Regions from separate parts of the Homo sapiens genome. Here regions 1 and 3 are each linked to region 2. The links are chromatin contacts, found by Hi-C or POLR2A ChIA-PET in ENCODE. All regions are on one chromosome and are shown on one strand. Each heading gives the region's core, a stretch centred on a gene start or an enhancer-like site at or near the end of the contact. The rest is flanking DNA. Distances are from core to core; before and after follow the strand shown. Region 1 overlaps LINC01399 (long intergenic non-protein coding RNA 1399). Region 2 overlaps TOM1 (target of myb1 membrane trafficking protein). Region 3 overlaps LOC107985590 (a long non-coding RNA gene).

What was found. A loop is a pair of places that touch in the nucleus more often than their neighbours do. ChIA-PET counts read pairs that join two places held with the same protein, here RNA polymerase II (POLR2A). Pooled maps may share reads with other maps.
Region 1: a pooled map shows a loop between it and region 2 (16-fold over the local background). The contact joins two enhancer-like sites. A Hi-C loop is called at or near these places in 2 of 37 single-sample maps with no recorded cell type and 8 of 50 pooled maps.
Region 3: a pooled map shows a loop between it and region 2 (4-fold over the local background). The contact joins two enhancer-like sites. A Hi-C loop is called at or near these places in 17 of 168 maps with a recorded cell type or tissue (KBM-7, Right ventricle myocardium inferior, Right ventricle myocardium superior and 12 more) and 8 of 50 pooled maps. POLR2A ChIA-PET finds 5 or more read pairs at or near these places in 2 of 52 experiments (PC-9 and T-cell).

The regions. Positions count from the first base shown.
Region 1 is chr22:35,154,829-35,158,395 of GRCh38, forward strand. All of the region lies in intron 4 of LINC01399 (long intergenic non-protein coding RNA 1399), which reads right to left. Among named protein-coding and RNA genes, the nearest start is that of LINC01399, 74 kb to the right of the region's middle. RefSeq lists enhancers at 1-329, 315-514, 3,404-3,567 and a silencer at 48-342. Within about 2 kb of position 1,724, at least 2 of the 41 ENCODE cell types and tissues checked have a DNase peak (open chromatin) inside an H3K27ac peak, as active enhancers do.
Region 2 is chr22:35,329,434-35,332,816 of GRCh38, forward strand. TOM1 (target of myb1 membrane trafficking protein) reads left to right here. Exons shown (of 15, transcript NM_005488.3): 8 at 914-1,047. Among named protein-coding and RNA genes, the nearest start is that of MIR3909, 4.5 kb to the right of the region's middle. RefSeq lists an enhancer at 927-1,427. Within about 2 kb of position 1,327, at least 22 of the 41 ENCODE cell types and tissues checked have a DNase peak (open chromatin) inside an H3K27ac peak, as active enhancers do; they include heart right ventricle and transverse colon, where a contact is called at or near this core.
Region 3 is chr22:35,580,711-35,584,226 of GRCh38, forward strand. It overlaps LOC107985590 (a long non-coding RNA gene), which reads right to left. Exons shown (of 5, transcript XR_007068163.1): 4 at 190-301. Among named protein-coding and RNA genes, the nearest start is that of MB, 35 kb to the right of the region's middle. RefSeq lists enhancers at 1-325, 2,300-2,801 and a silencer at 2,541-2,620. Within about 2 kb of position 1,710, at least 5 of the 41 ENCODE cell types and tissues checked have a DNase peak (open chromatin) inside an H3K27ac peak, as active enhancers do; they include heart right ventricle and transverse colon, where a contact is called at or near this core.

The DNA of each region.
Region 1 (3,567 bases), core at 474-2,973, 170 kb before region 2:
CTGTTGGGGACATCTTTATCCTTAAGATTACTTTGAATTTTTTTTAAACATTCCAGAGCCACTGGGAGTAAGGGAATACATGGGTGCGGACAGAGGGGATGCTATTTGAAATCCAAAACATTTGTGCCATTTGCAACTCAAAGCCTGGCTGGCTGAGCCGCTCCTGGCTCCTCGCGCCTCTTCTTCGCAGGCATCCCACTGCTCCAGCCATTTGGTCCTCGGCCCAGGCAATACCCCCACCTAGTGGCTACTTTCTCCTCTCTCTCCAGGACTGGCGAAGAGTCAGGTTGACAATGAGACTTCTTATCGGGCAAACAAATCACCTGGCGGTCTTGTTAAAAAGCCGATGGGGATGGGGCCTGAGATTCTGCATTTCCAAGGAGCTCCCAGCAAATCCTGCTACTGTATATCCTCAGACCCCACTTTGAGGGGTGAGGAAAATGGAATTTCTGAGCTGTGCTGACCAGTTGCCAATTTACAAGGGCTCATCTACGCTGCTTTTGTGTGGTCAGTGGTTCCAGTGTGCCCAGCTTCCCCTTGATCTAACCCAAAGAAATAGAGTCAGAATGGGTAAAACATGAGGAAAAGCTTTCAGTATTACCAAAAAATTGCATATAGGAACAGTATCTGCACAAGCTACTAGACACAGGGCCAGGTACTCAGGATGCAAAGGACAAGGTGCTCCAGGTGGTTGGTGGTCGTGGAGAACCGTGAAAGTTGATTCCTGCACACGCTTAAGAACAGCGACTATTTCCAGAAAACCCAGTAGGAGGCAGTAGAGGGATGGTGGGGCAGAACAACTCTGGGGTCAGCATTCAAAGACAAAAATTCTCATCCTGGTTGTGCCATTACTGGGTTGCATGACCTCAAGTAAATGAATCCTCCTCTCTGGTCCTCAATTGTTAATAAATAAATAAATAAACAGGGAGGAGGGGTTGGGGTGCTGGCTGACATCATCTCCAAGGCATTTTCCAGTAATAAGATTTCAAAATTCTCAAGAGGCAGGCTGCGGACATAGTGGTTAGGCACACAGACAGCTGGACTGCCTGGGTTTGCAGCTGGTCTCTACCACTCGCTAGCTCTGTGACCTTGGCCAAGTTACTTAACCTCTCTGTGCCTCAGTTTCCTGATCTGTTAAAAAGAAGAAGAGTCCCTACTTTATAAGGCTCTTAGAAAGACTACGTGAATTGATGTGTAAAATATGTAAAACACTACCTGGTCCTCCTAAGTATATAACGTGAGGTGCTCTTAAGTCCTTATCAGTCCTTTAAAAACCTCATTAAGCCATGCCGACTGAGAGGAATTCTAAAATGGTGACATGACGATTCTAGATTTTGGAATACTTTGAAAGCGAGGTAGTTTTAAAGTGCCCAGCATACATCCTTTCCTTGTCCCATTTTTCTGGCAACAGAGCGGCTTTTCAGGAAAATCCCATCCATCCATGCCAGCCTGAACAATACCCTACACACACACACACACACACACACACACACACACACACACACACTGGCAACAGAGCGGCTTTTCAGGAAAATCCCATCCATCCATGCCAGCCTGAACAATACCCTACACACACACACACACACACACACACACACACACACACACACACACACTCTCTCTCTCTCTCTCTTACTTTTCAAGGAATAGCCGTGTGACCAAGTTTTGGCCAATCAGAGCTCTCCGTACCCCAGGTTCAGTGATTGGTTCAGGAGTGGGCACATGACCCAGCCCAGGCCAATCAAAGGAATCTCTGGGGCTTTTGCTAAAAACACTAGAAAACGGAGATATTCTTTTCTCTTTTCTCTGGGATCAGTAACTATGCAAAACATATCATTGTGGAGCTACCTGGTCATCCTAGCTGCTACAGGAAGAGTGCCTGCCTGAGAATGGGATCAATACAGAAGAAAGATTAGCCAAAGGGTGGAAAGAGACGGAGTTCCGAGGGCATGATTTGACTTCCTGGATCCAGGCACACCAGACTCCAGACACCCAAACTTCTGAGTTATACAGCCCAGTCATTTCTTTTTTATTTATTGAGCTGGGTTTCTCTCACCTGAAACTTGACTAAAGAGTCCTAAGGTAGGTATTATGGAATGTCTGATCCAAACAAGGTTACACAGATGGCAGAACTTTATTGAACCTAGTGTATGCAGCTTTAAAGGCCATGCTTTCTACATTAATCCACATTGCCTTCTGTGAACCACCCACTCCCCTCCCTCAGGAGGAATTACTTGAAAACAATGACGTTGGATGTTGATTGGTGGTCCACAAAGGGTGGTTCCTGGTTCTGCAACAGCAGCATTGCCTGGAAACTTGTTAGAAGTGCAAATACCAGGCCCCAGCCCAGATCTACGGGGTCAGAAGCACTGAGGGTGGGGCCCATAAGTCTTTTTAACAAGCACTTCAGGGCATTCTGATGTACACTCAAGAATGAGCACCTCTGCCAGAAATGAACAAATCAACTTCATTTTGGTTTAATTATTTTCTGGGCACCGTTTGCCAGAGCTGGGGGAGTAGAGATAAGCCAGATGAGGCTCTTGACCTCAAGGACTCCGAGTCTGGTGGTGATAGCCAGATCAGCACTCCACATCCAGCCAGCCATCTCTTAGTTGGGGGCATTTGCAACTAGCATCCATGTTTTCCTGGCAATGCCAAACTTTCAAACTTCCAGCCATTCATACTCATATCCTCTGCCTCCACTTTCTCATCTGAAAGGCTCCTCCTCATGCTTCAATACCCAGCTTCAATATCCCCCTCCCTGAGGCCTCCCAGCAGAATTAATTGCCCCTCACCTGAGAAGGGTCCTGCAGCAGGGCCTTCCATCCTTGCTCAGGACGTAATCACATTGCAATCACATTGCATTAGCAGTGCTTGTTGGAAAAGTAGTGTCTCCAACCCAGCTGTAAGTAATTTGAAGGTGAGCACTCTGTTCCCTTCATCTTCTATCCAGAGCCCAGCACAGGGCCTGGCACACAGTAGAAGCTAATAAATGCTTGATGAATGAATTAATACTTAAAGGCAGCTCTGAAGGATAGCAAAGGCTCACGTGCACAGCCTGAGAGAGTACAGAGTTGACCTGAGTGGGGACCCAGATCCAGCAGCATCAGCACCCACACACCCAGGAGCCTGTCAGCAAGGCACAGTTCAGGACCCACCCCAGACTTACTGAATCAGAGGCTGCTTTCACACAAGATGGCCAAGGGACCTCTTTGCATTTTAAAGTTTGAGAAATTCTGCCAAGGGCAAACTTACCCTTCTGCATTCATAATTGAAGGGATTATAAACAAAGTTGATGTCATCCACACAGAACACCTATAGAGGCTCTGTCAGTTGAAGCCATTTTCTTCTCCCCTTGGGAGAGCTCCCAACTTGACATGTTCTGGAAAACTGAGGGGCCCAGGGAGAGCCCTTTATTTTCTCTTACCCAGGACATAGCTGGTGGGTAGCATTCTGAGAAGACGGCAGACAGCACTTCCTCCCTCAGCCAAACCCTTGGCATTGCAAAGGCTTCCAAGAAAGATACAGAGAGTTTAGTTCTGGTCGAAAAGTCCCCACTTATCTAAG
Region 2 (3,383 bases), core at 77-2,576:
GGTAGTTTACCAGTTTTGACAAATGCCAGACTAAGGGGAAGCCAGGGTCAAGGGTATATGGGAACTTGTGGTACTATCTTTGCATCTCTTCTGTAAATCTAAAATTATTCCAAAGCTAAAAGTTTGTTTAAAAAGACAAAAAATCAGGCAGTGAGAAAAGTGAGGCAAAAACTCGAAATCGAGGTTTGTGGCTAATGGTTGCAGTCATCTAGTTCATTCTGTATGCTTTGGTTGCAAAAATCACAGCATACCCCCAGAAGTTGTGGTTTGTTCAGCCAGCCCCCTTTGCAGACTCAGTTTTTTTTTGACTAAGCAAAGATGGTGGCACAACCTTTATTCTGGAATCTGCACGAAGCCAAGTTAAACCGGCAGCACAGTTGGACATGTTGATGGTTTCCTGTGGATTAAATTTTAGCATCTAACACTTGGAAGTGAAGTTCAAGTTCATGTTTGTAGAACCCAAAAAGCTGTTCCGTGGAACCTTGAAGTCCAGTTTGGGCACCTCACCCTCCTCCAAGGCTTGTGCAGGGGCTGGAGGCCCGTGCATTAGAGATGGCCTCACTTGGCCAGGCGCGGTGGCTCACGCCTGTAATCCCAGCACTTTGGGAGGCCGAGGCAGGCAGATCGTGAGGTCAGGAGATCGAGACCACCCTGGCTAATATGGCGAAACCCCGTCTCTACTAAAACTACAAAAAAAAAAATTAGCCAGGCGTGGTGGCAGACGCCTGTAGTCCCAGCTACTTGGGAGGCTGAGGCAGGAGAATGGCATGAACCCAGGACACAGCTTGCAGTGAGCCAAGATCGCACCACTGCACTCCAGCCTGGGCGACAGAGCTCCGTCTCACAAAAAAAAAAAGAGACGGCCTCACTCTGAGTCATGTGACTGTGGTTGCCTCACTTCCTTTCCTGGCAGGAGCTCAACCGCACGTGCCGAGCCATGCAGCAGCGGGTCCTGGAGCTCATCCCTCAGATCGCCAATGAGCAGCTGACAGAGGAGCTGCTCATCGTCAATGACAATCTCAACAATGTGTTCCTGCGCCATGAACGGTAGCCCCAGCACCTCCCCTGGCCTCTGGCCTACTGCCCCAACCCTCTCCCTTCCCTTCCTCCCTGTTCTCCTGGTCTCATGCCATCTGAGCCTTCTCTCGTCCTCCTCTCAAACACAAGGCAGGCTCCTAAGGGCCTGTGCCCTCAGCTGTCTTCTTCCAGGATGTTTATGAGGGCCCCTCCTTCCAGCCGCCCTGTATCTCCTTTCCAGGGTTAGCGCTGCTGCCTGTGCCCAAGTCCAGCCCTGGGAGATGGTCACAGGTCACAGCTGAGAGCACGGCCCTGCAACCAGACTGGCCTGGTGTGTCCTCGCCCACTCCACCACTTCCTGGTTCTGGGGCCTTAGACAAGTGACTTCACTGCTGCAAGCTACACAAAACATTTCTGGCTAACTTAGGCAGAAAAAGAATTTGTTAGGATAATAATCTTTATTAAATGGGTAGCTTTCAGAATCCAGAGAAAAGTGAAACTGATGTCTCCCAACAGAACAAGAAAGATGGATCCCAGGGCAGCTCAGATGTCTCAGGAGCAGAAATTCCTGGACCATCTCCCCAGGGTGCTGCCATCAATAAATACATCAGCTCAAACACTTGTCCACAAACACCTGTCCACCTTTTTTTTTTTTTTTTTTTTGAGGCACGATCTTGCTCTGTCACCCAGGCTGGAGTATAGTGGCATGATCACAGCTCACTGCAGCCTCAACCTCCTGGGCTCAAGCAGTCCTCCCACCTCAGCCTGCCAGGTAGCCGGGACTACAGGCATGCACCACCACACCCAGCTAATTTTCTTTTCTTTTTTTTTTTTTCTTTTTGCAGAGACAGGGGTCTCACTGTGTTGCCCAGGCTAGTCTCAAACTCTTGGCCTCAAGCAGTCCTCCCTCCTTGGCCTCCGAAAGCATTGGTATTACAGGCATGAGCCACCACACCCACCTGCCCACCTTGTATCATTCTGTTCAAGAGTCACATCCCCAAGAGAGACTTGGATTGGCTGAGCTTCATTGTGCCTACCAGCTGGGGTATGGGAGAGGGCCCTTTGATGGCAGCCCCACCGGGATGATGTGAAATGGGGGAGGAGCAGTTCCTCTAAAGAGTACTTAGGTGCTATTACAAAAGAAGGAGAAGGGCTGGGCGCAGTGGCTCACACCTGTAATCCTAGCACTTTGGGAGGCTGAGCCGGGAGGATCACTTGAGGCCAGGAGTTTGCAACCAGCCAGGCCAACATGGTGAAACCCCGTCTCTACTAAAAAATACAAAAAAATTAGCCGGAGGTGGTGGTGGGTGCCTGTAATCCCAGCTTACTTGGGAGGCTGAGGCAGGAGAATTGCTTGAACCCAGGAGGCAGAGGTTGCAATGAGCCGAGATCGCACCACTGCACTCCAGCCTAGGCGACAGAGCAAGACTCCATCTCAAAAAAAAAAAGGAAAGAGAAGGAGAAGGATTGCTGGGTCTGCAGAAATTGTGTGCCCATCACACCTCCTCTGTATCTGTAAAATGAGGCTTGTGGCATAAGTGAGAGTCCATGAAACAGTGTCTGTAAAGCGCTTAGCAGTCCAGGGTGTCTGATAACTGACATGAGTTATTCCAGCCTCCTCCAGCCCCTTGTTCATTTTTTGTGTCTTTCTCCATCAAAAGACACTCACTGATTGATTCTAAATCAGTGGAAAGTGGGGGGTACCCTGCAGGTCACGTCTGCCTAGCTTCTCCTGCTCGTTGGCCCAGTGGAATGAAAGGCCTCTTCCCTGCCATTTTGGGGTATGGGCTGTGAGGTGACTGAGGGGCCCCATCTGGTAGCAGCTGGTACCCTCAGATATCCACAGTCATTAGGCTTAATATCTGACTGTGCTTTCAAGCTCGCAGTCACTTATACCCATGTCCTAATTTGGGCTTCAGCACTTCAGGGAGGCAGGTGCCTACAGATACTAGACAAGCAGACTAAAGTTCAGAAGGAACATAATTTACCCGAGGTCATGTGATAAGTGACAAGGCCACGACTTGAACAGACCCCACACTAAAGTCTTCTCGATCTATCACACCGGCCCCTAAGTAGCTCCATAAAACAAGATTAGAGATACATGTATCTTTCTTACAGCACTGAAGAGAGCACTAACACACACACACACACACACATACACACACACAAATATGTAATTGAAACAAGTTTCATAAGACAGTCCTTACCTTTACTGCGTGCCATGCATTCCTATTTTCTTTGCTGTTCTAACCTATTCCTGTTTATTTGTTTCATGCTACTCATGACTAAGGTTGCCTTATAATTGATCATCCAAATTGGGACACTTTTGCAAGGGAAAGAGGAGCACTGCTAGTTACCCAGGGACA
Region 3 (3,516 bases), core at 460-2,959, 250 kb after region 2:
GTGCAGGTTGCAGATCTCTCAGGCAATGCCAGGCCTCAGTTTCCTCACCTGGAAAATGGGTTTGGACTGGATGACTTCACCCAGGATGCCCAGTGCTAGACACTAGAACAGACCGAGCAGCCCAGGACCTTCCCCCAAGTTCGCTCCCTGGACCCCTTTCACCTCTGCAAGATAGGGGCCATTCCCTACCTCTGGCCTCAGTCTCCACCTCTGTAAAATGGGCTGGCTGAACTGGAAGATCCCGGAGGGTCCTTTCCTCTCTGCCATTCTGTTGTAGCTGGAAAAGGAAAACGGGGTAGTGCTGGGAAGGAAAGAACATTTAGTGAGCTGCAACTGTATACCGGGTGTTTTTATACGTTATCTCAGTTCTCTGTGCCTTATTTTCCTATTGCTTCTGTAACAACTTACTATAAACTTGGTAAATTAAAACAACACACATTTATCACCTTATAATTCTAGAGGTCAGAAGTCCAAAACTAGTGTCACTGTGTTAAAGGCGTCAGCAGGGCTGGTTTTCCTTGTCTTTCAAGATAGAATCAATGCTCTCTTCATTCCCACATCACATGGTCTTTTCTCCCGTTTCCTCAGTCTCATCTCTTTCTCTCTCTTTTTTTTTTTTTTTTTTTGAGATGGAGTTTTGCTCTTGTTGCCCAGGCTGGAGTACAGTGGTGCTATCTCGGCTCACTGCAACCTCCCCTTCCTGGGTTCAAGTGATTCTCCTGCTGAAGCCTCCCAAGTAGTTGGGATTACAGGTGCATGCCACCACACCCAGCTAATTTTTGTATTTTTAGTAGAGACAGAGTTTCACCATGTTGGTCAGGCTGGTCTCGAACTCCTGACCTCAGGTGATCTCTCTGCCTTGGCTTCCCAAACTGTTGGGATTATAGGCATGAGCCACCATGCCTGGTCATCTCATCTCTTTCTTCCTACTGCCACATGCCTGCCTCCCTCATAGAAGGATCCTTGTGGGGACATTAGGCTCACCTGACCAATCCAGGATAATGTCCCTATCTCCAGATCCTTAACTTAATTACATCTGCAGAATTCCCTTTGCTGGATAAGGTACGATTCACAGGTATTTGGGGGATTAGGACGTGGGTATCTTTGGAGGACTCTCACTCAGCTTGCCACATCCGTTCACACAAGGCTGTCATGGAGCTCAGCTTCCAACCCCAGTGCCTGTGACTTTGTAGCTGTGTGGCCTTGGGCAATGACCTAACTTCCTTGGCTCTCAGTCTCCTCATCCATAAAACAGAGGTAATGATGAGGATTATTAAGACAGTGCAGGGGCCAAGCACAGTGGCTCACACCTGTAATCCCAGAACTTTGGGAGGCCGAGGCGGGTGGATCACCTAAGATCAGGAGTTGGAGACCAGCCTGACCAACATGGAGAAACCCCGTCTCTACTAAAAAAACAAAAATTAGCCAGGTATGGTGGCAGGTGCCTGTAATCCCAGCTACTTGGGAGGCTGAGGCAGGAGAATCATTTGAACCTGCGAGTTGGAGGTTGTGGTGAGCCGAGATGTACCATTGCACTCCAGCCTGGGCAACAAGAGCGAAACTCCATCTCAAAAAAAAAAAGAGTGCAGAGGACTCTCTGAACACGGGGTCTGCTGCTGCTGCTGAGTGAATGTATACAGTGATAGTAACGCTGATAATGAATCACCCTTGTTTATTGCAGCTACTCGTACCAGACACTGAGCTGAGTGTTGAGTTTATGTAGGTGAGCCACGTTGACATGAGCCTGGCCCTCGTGGAACGTACTAGAGAACCAGGAAGACAGACTTAGAATAAATAGTCACACAAATCATTAGGGAATTATCAGAGCAGCCCAAAGCCACACAGCTGGGAAGAGGAGAAGTGGGTGGGATTCACACCCAAGTCTGTCTGATTCCCAAGCCCTTATTTTTCCATGATACTCCCAGCCTCTTGAGGCTGGTGGAGGCCAAGCCGAGGACCAGAGATGGGAAATGACTTGCCAAAGGTCACACAGTGAGAGAACAGTCCATTGCAGACCCAGATCTCTGGGCATCCTGCCTAAGGCTCCTCCCAGAGGAGATTCTGAGACGTAATACTAAATTACAAAGTAACACTAATAACTAGTGTGGCAGCTAATGCTGTGGAAGCTTGCTCTGTGCCCGGAGGCAGAATGGACATTTTACGTGCCCAGTATCATTCAGTTTCCACGATGCACAGGAGAAGAGACTTGGTACCCTATTTCACAGAGAAAGAACCTGAAGTCTCAAAGGGGTGCTATGAAATGCCTAGGGTCACCAGCGAACTAACTGCTAAGCAGAGAGCCAGGATGTTCTCTAAGAGCAGGGCCTGGCTCAGAACTCCCCAGTTCAAATTTGTCTGACCCCCACCCCTGTCCCTAACTCCTGCACATCCTGCCTGCGCCCACTGGCAGATCTTCAGGGGCTCCTGCCAGTGGGAGGAGGGAGGTGGCTGTGGTCCTTAGGGTGTAATCCCACAGGTGGAATTCCTCCTGAGGTCAGCCTGCAGGGAGACGGGTGACACGCTGGTGCCATCTAGTGGCCTTAAAGAGACATGCTGCTTCCCCCGGGAGCCGCAAGGTACCCCACAGAGATGCAGGGAGATAGTAATACATAAGGTCCTCATCCTCCACCCAGCTGGACCCCGGTAGCAAACTGACAAAGCTGAGCTAAAAGTGTTCGAAATGATCCTCCTCATTTTGCAGCTGAGGAAACAGAGGTTCAGAGAGGAGACCGACACACCCCAGCCCAGTCAGGGGCAGACGCAGGTGGCTGGAGGGACTGGCAGGGAGGTGGGGCTTGCCCTGAGCCTTAGCAGGGAGTCTGTCCAGCCACTGGGAGGCCAGGACAAGACAAGTGAGCTCTTCGTGGAGACTCCAGTTTTGGTCTGGGGATGGGTAGGGGGCACTGGCCTGGGACAAGGAGGAGGGTATGGCTAGTAGGAGCTGGATTATGGGCCAGTGCCTGAGGAAGGGAGGAAGAAGGCTGGTAAGAGACAGAGTGTCCTGGATGATCACCAAGGCTCCTCCGTAGAGAAATCCCATGATCTAAGGCCAAACATGGCTGGAGAAACCCCAGGATTCTTAGAAACAAACATGGCTAATGAAATTCCATCATTCTAAGGGACAAACATGGCTGGAGAAATCCCAAGATTCTAAGAGGCATAGGAACTTGATACATTGTTCATTCCATCAACAAACCATCACTGACCATGCACTCTGGGCCTTCCCCATAAGGGACGCTCAAGACCCACAGACCAACCAGATCTGGTCCCTGCTCTGCCGGATTCCACAGCCCAGTGGGGCAAATAAACAGATGACAGACTCTCAGAACCGGACAAGATAAATTCAAGTGGCCCCCCAGAGGGCCATAGGCTCTGCAGCCAGACAGATCTAGCTGATGATGTTAGCAAAAATAGCGGAAGGGCCGAGCGTGGTAGTGCACATCTGTAGTCCCAGCTACTCCGCAGGAGGATTACCTGAGCCCAAGAGTCAGAGGCTGTAGTGTGCCATGATCACAC